Regions from separate parts of the Homo sapiens genome. Here region 2 is linked to region 1. A link is an interaction called in ENCODE POLR2A ChIA-PET data of the cell type or tissue named here. Cell type or tissue: PC-9. All regions are shown on one strand.

What was found. Peaks named below come from ENCODE experiments on the same cell type or tissue, not always from the same donor. Only the 100,000 strongest peaks of a DNase experiment are listed, where the experiment ranks them.
Region 2: POLR2A ChIA-PET joins it to region 1 with 6 read pairs; 2 of 35 experiments call an interaction of 5 or more read pairs at or near these places.

The regions. Positions count from the first base shown.
Region 1 is chr9:125,827,361-125,831,360 of GRCh38, forward strand. The region is part of intron 2 of PBX3 (PBX homeobox 3); the gene reads left to right. Among named protein-coding and RNA genes, the nearest start is that of PBX3, 82 kb to the left of the region's middle. In PC-9, no CTCF peak of the experiment used is centred here; no DNase peak of the experiment used is centred here.
Region 2 is chr9:125,540,978-125,544,977 of GRCh38, forward strand. It overlaps MAPKAP1 (MAPK associated protein 1), which reads right to left. Exons shown (of 12, transcript NM_001006617.3): 7 at 2,082-2,191. LOC124902270 (a long non-coding RNA gene) reads left to right here. Exons shown (of 2, transcript XR_007061774.1): 2 at 158-1,461. Among named protein-coding and RNA genes, the nearest start is that of MAPKAP1, 160 kb to the right of the region's middle. In PC-9, no CTCF peak of the experiment used is centred here; no DNase peak of the experiment used is centred here; H3K27ac peaks cover 2,016 bases.

The DNA of each region.
Region 1 (4,000 bases):
TATCCATTTACATATGTTTGAAGTTTCCCCATCCGTTCAGCTCACTAACTTCCCCACCCCAAATTAGTACCTATTTATCTTATGGTTGGTACATATTCTTCTCATGTGAAAAATGCTTTTACTACACATACGTGTATTTACAAATAATGTTAGTATTTTTAGTATTGACAAATATAATGTGTATATATACACATATGTAATACCTATGTGTCGTATATACACACTGTACATCTTTTTGTAGCTTGATTTTTTGCTCACCAGTTTTCAACATGTACTGCATTGATTTTGATATCCGTGAATTGATTTTATTAGTTTTACCTGCTTTGTAGTATTCTACCGTGCAGATGAACTTCACATTCATTTCACTACTGATGGATGCTTACATTTCATCTGAAATTTTGGTATTATAAACATGCTTGTACACATATTTTTGTCCATATGCAAGAATTCCTCTGAGGTATATAACTAGGAATAGAGTTGTTGGGTTTATAGAGTATGTGTATATCCAACTTTATCTGATGTTGCCAAATTGCTTTCCAAAGTGGTTGTACCAATTTATATTGCTACCAGTAATAAGACTGATACAGAGGTTTGTTCTGGAACTACGCATTTTGGAAGGATCAGAAACTAAATTCATCTAGGACCTTAGTCTTCTGTGTCCTTATTTGCTGGATACAGATATTAGTAGTCCTTAGGTTTGGACTTTTGCTGGATATAATGATGTGTATTTTGTATTTTTAGGAGTACTAGTTTGCTGTCCAGAGGATTTACTTTGAATTATTAGTAAACCAACAAGATAAACACAGAAGTCATTCAGTTAAATACATTTTCATCACATTTTCATTGGGTAATAATTTTGCTTTTGACCTATCAGATCTGAGATATATATACTCAGAGATACTGAGATATATGTACTGCCTAGACAAATTTTCCATAGTTTACAGCAACAAATGGTTTATATAGAAATGCTATATTAAAGTATATTTTTATTTGTTAAACATAATTTATTAGGAATAGAACAAAAACCAAGTCACAATAATGATTTATCAAAACAGAGCCCTATAAGAAGGGAGATGGGAATGAATACAGCTCTTCTGCTATCTTGAAACATTCTGTATTCTAAGCCAATTAGAACTGGTAATACAATTTTACCAGTTGGTCATTTAAGAAAATGCAAGATTAGAAAAACATTTGATGATCCATCTGGAAAAAATAAGATTGGTCAGTTTTTTAAACTACTTTCTACCCTCAATTAGCATATCATGTCATATCAGACCAAACATAGTAACTTTGAGCTATAGTTAAACAATTTACTTATGATAGGAAGTTATTGACCACAAGGTCTTCTCACAGATTAAAAGTTTGGTAATATGTTTAGAATGTTCAGTTTATTCAATTTGTTAGAAAATCAAAAGGAACGTTGAGTCTAAACGTCGTTTGACAGATTTGTTTGCCTTTATTCCTATTAAAAGTATTTCAAAACCTTTGATTTGATTCTGAACATCAGTAATGTAAGTCGCCTTCTTTGTTCTAGGATAAACAGAACACATGCTTCTGCAGCTCCCTTGATCAATGAGAAAATGCCTTATATCAAAACCACATGGCGAGAATGTAGCTGTAGGTGATCCCCTGAGAGGTTTTTTGATTGGAGCTGGGAGTCTGGTATTGAAAGAAGAGGGAGACAGACAGGTTGTTTGAAAAAACTCCCATCAGACCAAATGCTTGTGTTGGAGCCATGCTACAACATTTTTCATGTAGAAAGTGCAACTTTATCAATTTTAAATGTTAAAGACGATTCGTTGCATGATTGTAATAACATATTTTCACTTTGGAATTTCTGTATACATCTCTCTGTATTTCATTAGCTAGTGGCCCAGAAATTCATTTATTCACATGCTGCTTGTCAGTCTTCCATTTCTAGAATTTTATTCTCAAACTACATCATTACAAGATTCATTATTTAATTTTTAAAGTCAAATGCAACCGAGGTACATTTTCTTTAGCTAATATACACTTGTCACGTTTCTGGACAGCAAGAGAAAATAAGCTTGCTGATTTGGTTTATAATTATATGTATCATATTTATGATGATATTCTTAAGAATTCTAATATTAGGTGAGTAATCTCAACATTTAATTTGCTAGTCAGGGGTTGCTTTAAACTTTTGTACATACGTAAGTTTTGGTGCAATTTAGTTAAAAAACTCATTATAGGAGATGAGTATGTGCTTCATTTTTAATATTTCCTCCATTCACTTTGAAGTTTCCTTTGAAAGCCAAACTATTAGGCTTGTTATGTCAGCTCTTTCCTTAAATTAAAAAAAATGAGCAACAAAGCAGTAATATTTTAGTGTTTTTCTGAAAGAAGAGAAGCAAAATAATTGTTTTAAGAAGATTCTAATTGAAGAGTTAGAGTGCCATGGTCTTTTCAAGACTGGTTTGGTCCTGGTGCTGCTCCGTGGCAGTGGAGCTCTAGATGCCTGGCCAAGCATCCCTTACCGACATCTGGAACCAGTTGCAATACATCACTGTCAAAACTGCTTTCTATACGTATCTGCATTTACACATTAGTTACCCACGCAGCACTCATCAAAAAAGCTGAACAATCTTGACATGGTGTCCCTTGTGGAACTGCAAAGGTGAACTGAAGTTGGGAGGCAGTGTCTCGCGTCACTGTCTGCTGAGCTCTTACAACAGGAAGCTTGATTAAAAGTGAAAGGAAAAATTTATCAGTTGTCTCAGCACTGTAGAGTTCAGTATAATTTTTTATTTACAAAAGCGTTATTTTTTGCTATCTAAAGCATACGTAATATGAGCATTCAACTGATTTTGTTTAGAAATAAGAATATTTTTATTTTTTAGTTGAAAAATATTGCCTTGCATGTTTCTTAGATTTGCTATTAGTTATATAATCTATTTTATTGTTCATGTTAAGGAAAATGTAAATTTAACAATAGAACTATGAAGAATTATAGATACAATATTGATAGCACTGTGTCAGTTAAATTTAACTGAAGTATAGCATAAAATTTCAAACAAACAAACTTCTTTAATGTTACATTGGTGATAGTAATGTTTGTGTTTATTAATTTTCAAAAAGCTGAGTAATAGAAAAGTACTTATTTATAGGTGTTTTATATTTGTGTATCATATGTGTTTTTGAAAATGAAATAAGAGTTTTGAACCCCCCAAATTGGCTACTTACATAAAGAACTATACAGAAGCCTTTGCTATCATATCCTCTATAATAGTAATAATAATAATAACATTAATACTAATGATGACAGTGGTTAACATTTACTGGGCTCTTTATGTACTAGACACATTTTGTCTATTATCTCATTCAAACTTAATAAATGGAGGTAATATTTTTCCCATTTTATAGAAGGAGAACCATGTTTAAAGAAGCTAAGTAACTTGTCCACATTCACAGTAAGTGTAGAGCTGCGATTCAAACTCTAGCTGTTTGATTCTAAGTCATTGTGGTTTTTTTGTTGTTGTTGTTCATTGGTGTGTATGTCTTACTTTTTATTATAAAATTTCCCCCAAATTCACAAAAGTAGAGGGTACAATGAACTCCTGTATAACCACCAGTCAGCTTTAACCACTAATATGTTATACTTGTTTTGTATCTCCGTGCAGATTCACATTCCTTCCTCCTGCCCCCCACCTGTCCTTTTTCATATACCATTGACTTGCTGAAAAAATCAGAATGTTTTTCCTGTAGAATGCCCCAATTCTAGATTTGGCTGATATTTCCTTGTGGCAGTATTTAATTTACGCTTCTATTTGCTGAATTTCTTCTAGACTAGAATTAGATCTAAAAGCTTGATTAGATTCATCATGCATCACATCAGCCATAACGTTTAGTCATCTTACTTTTTGCAATGCTAAGACTGATTGATCAGTGGATTAGGTAGTGCCAGCCTGATTTCTTCATTGTAAAGTTCCCCTTCTTTCACCTAATGGTTTTACCATCTATGGATGACCCAGTGCCTGGA
Region 2 (4,000 bases), 290 kb before region 1:
TTTATGAGACCAGACTTATTAAAGCTACAGAAAGAGCTTCTTTTGTTAAAAAGCTTTTTGGATTAAGAAAACGGACAGTAATTTATGTAAATGTATCAATCTCAATTGGCTTCTCTTGTATGAAAAGGAATAAATAACGCAGATCACTGTTTTTCAGATAACGAGTCCTAACTCTTTGCCAAGGATATGGCAAAGACTCTGATGGAAAAGGCAGTAATGTGTACACAAAGGTGAACATAAATAAATGTGTGTATGATAAACGCTGGGAATGGACATAGAAAAACGGGTATGCAATTGGACAGAGACGACGGGAGACAGAAGGAAAGATACTTGCTCAGCTGTATCTAAGTAAGTTCATAGGAGTTTCATGGTCTGAAAAATCTGTGACAGTGGAATTTCTACTAAGAAGCTTAAAAAAGTTTCACCTTCTCCTTGGACACTTCAGAATAAGGCCTTCTTAGAATATAATGCATTATATCACAAATATACTTTTATATAAAATATTTGGGACCAAAACAAGAGTAAAGAACCAGGATCCGAAAGGGTGAATGCCTACTAAATATCTTTGATTATCTAAAGCTGTTTAAAAGCTATTAGATTGGCACCTGGAACCCCAAAATATCCACTTTTCACTGGGAAGGAGTGGCTGTGCCTCTTCAATCATCCCCTAAATGCAAAGAAGTTTGACCCCCACGCAATGGATAAAAGTCACCCAAAAAATGAACAAAAGAGGTGTTTGGAAAAACCAGAACACCATTCATCCCAGCTAACGACTTGTTCATTATGAGTGATGATGGATAAAGACTTCTCATGCTGAGATGAAATCAAGATTTATATGCATTGTTTCCTCTCCCAACTTGTGGGAAGATCATCATCATTTAATTCTATCTCTGCGGCCAGTGATGGGCATCCAGAGAGCTGGTTATCAAACGGCGCAGTCAGCTGGCAAAAGCCGAAACGTGCAGTTGGCACATCTGGACGGAGCCGCCACAGCCGAGGGTGAACAATGACTCCTGGCAAGCATCCAAATTGCTTGCAGACGCTAGCAGGTCTCATCTACAACCGCCCCTACCAGCATCTCTCTCTCTCTCTCTTTTTTATGAGAATCAGATTTTCATTGCTCCATTCAATTGCTCTCCTCTGCCATTTTTTACAGCTCTTATCGTTCCCCTGGAATATGGCCTTGAGACAGCTCATCCGTGTCCTTCACTGTGTTATCTCTTCTAACTTTTATTAAAACTTCAGCTTTCATCTGAAGATAGCTAATTAAATCTGGAACAGATTATATGCCTCCCCTTAAAAAGAGCACAAAACTATTTTCTTCAACCCCAGCAATGCTTTTTTTCCTTTCCAAAAGGTAAAATCAAAGGTGTTTAAGAAGTCTCTTTATTTACAGAGCTAAGATATTCAACACGTCATATATGAGTTGATTTATATTAAAGTTGTCTGTGATATGACAAATCTTTGAGCTATTTCTCAAGATGATTATTTCTCAATCCTGGTATATATCCTTTAAATATCACAGCTAATACTATAAGCATATTTTCTATATAAAGTTGGGTAATGAGGAGTTAAGTTATTAGTGCACATCAAGTGATTTGTCTTTTTATTCGTCTTTTTTTTTTAAAGGTTGCCCTCATTTGATAAGGATGAAGAGAAATTTTTCTTTTCTTCCCCATACCACAAATATTAGTAACTAAAAGTTCTCCCATGGGAAATTATGTGAAAACATGAAATTAATAGCAGTGATTCAAGTTTAGGACTGATTCGGTTTTCAAGACAGCTTTATATCAACTGATCATCAGCACAAGTAGCTCTGTCTGAGTCTACCACAAATTATTAATGAAGGAACTTCCACAATTGATATGAATACATTCTTCTCACATATGCCGCTGACCCAGTCCCTTTCTGAGGCCGAGGGGCAGTGTACAATCACCTTTTCTTGCATAGATCAGCTAACCAAACCTTCTAGCAATGACATCTGAAAGAATCTAGCCAGCCATCACACACACACACCCCCTATGCCCTTTTAATAAGGGTTAAGCTTCTACTACTGTGAGAATATGATTTAACTATCCCACCTGAAACTTTCTGGGATCCTTTTCTTCGCTTCACTGCCTTCAGTAAGATTTCCTTCATGGTAACCTTTGTGTTGTCCACCTGAATAAGGGAGAATCCATGAGCAGCATTTCTGTAGGAAAAGACAAATATTAAATCATCACCAACATTCATCCAGAGAGATGTTACTGCAATCTTCACTGTGTTTAAGCAAGTTTTTTTTGTTGTTGTTTGTTTTGTTTTGTTTTTGAAATGGAGTCTCGCTCTGTCACCCAGGCTGGAGTGCAGTGGTGCAATCTCGGCTCACTGCAAGATCCGCCTCCTGGGTTCACACCATTCTCCTGCCTCAGCCTCCCAAGTAGCTGGGACTACAGGCGCCCGCCACTACATCCGGCTAATTTTTTGTATTTTTTTTTTTTTTTAGTAGAGACAGGGTTTCACCATGTTAGCCAGGATGGTCTCGATCTATTGACCTCGTGATCTGCCCGCCTCGGCCTCCCAAAGTGCTGGGATTACAGGCATGAGCCACCGCGCCCGGCCGTGTTTAAGCAAGTTTTAAAGTAAGTGCATACTGAGGTGCCAATTATTTAAAAATAGGTTGAATAAATATACTTCAAATGGTGGGTGGCGGGGGGGCAGTGATAAACGATTCTAGCGTGAGCAGTTCCATGTGAGAGAGGTCACGCTTAGGGAAGGTTCTTCTAATTTGTCCAAGTTGAACCTAAGTGGTCTGTGTGGGTCAGCAGCACCATGGGTTCCTAGTGTTGGCTTCCAAACCAAATCTTGCAACAAGGATTGACAACTGATAAACTTGGCTTGTGTCAGTAGATGTCACTACAGGCAGATACTGCCATCATACTAAGCTCATGGAGCCCCAGACAAAAAAACGTCATGTGGGGCCGCAGGGCAGTAATACCCCAAAGTAATTGAGAAGGAGGAAAAGAAAATGCTCTAACTAGCTAGTAAATATATTTCTTTATTCATACACACACTTTTTTTTTTGAGATGTCTGTCACCCAGGCTAGAGTGCAGTGGCGCAATCTCGGCTCACTGCAACCTCTGCTGCCCAGGTTCAGGCGATTCTCCTGCCTCAGCCTCTCCAGGAGCTGAGATTACAGGCGCCTGCCACCGTGCCTGGCTAATTTTTGTAGTTTTAGTAGAGATGGGTTTCACCATCTTGGCCAGGCTGGTCTTGAACTCCTGACCTTGTGATCTGCCTGCCTCAGCTGCCCAAAGTGCTGGGATTACAGGCATAAGCCACCGCACCTGGCTGTATTTTTTTTTTTAAATACAGTCTATACACTTCAGTATGAATGATTTAATCTTAGTCCTAGAAAGTCAAAATATTAGCTGAAGCACAAGTAATTATAAGACAAAACACTTACACTCCTTGTAAGCTTCCAATTAATCAAACTGGGTGGGGGAAAGGCTTCATCTAGATTGGAAAAAAACCGCTAAGGAACAAGTACTCTAAAAACAGAAGCCCATCTCCTGTGTGAGGTATAACTTCACCAAGACTGTTAATTGCAATAGCAAGTATCACAAATACTACTCACTACACTTGGGCACTGGAACAAAACAGACCAATTCCAAGTAGCTCATGTAACAAACGGGACCCAAGTTTCCAACTATGGAACATGGGAATTGCCACAAGGAGTTTGGTCGCATTCCCATTTCTCCATAAGAATCTCTAAAGGGAATGTGGCCAAAAAACATGGCAGAACTTCATATTGACGAGAAATCTGAAAGAAAAGCCAAGCCCCAAGCTAAGTTCTGGAAAAGCTTCCCAATGGTAGGACAGGCTGGGAAGGGCCTTAAGCCTAGGTTGGACCCAACTAGGTGGCTGACTCTCCACAGGGGCTGGGGGCCGATCTCAAAACCAAGGACCTAATTTGCTTCCCTAATACAGAGACATCTCCACAACCCTCCTCTCCATACGGCT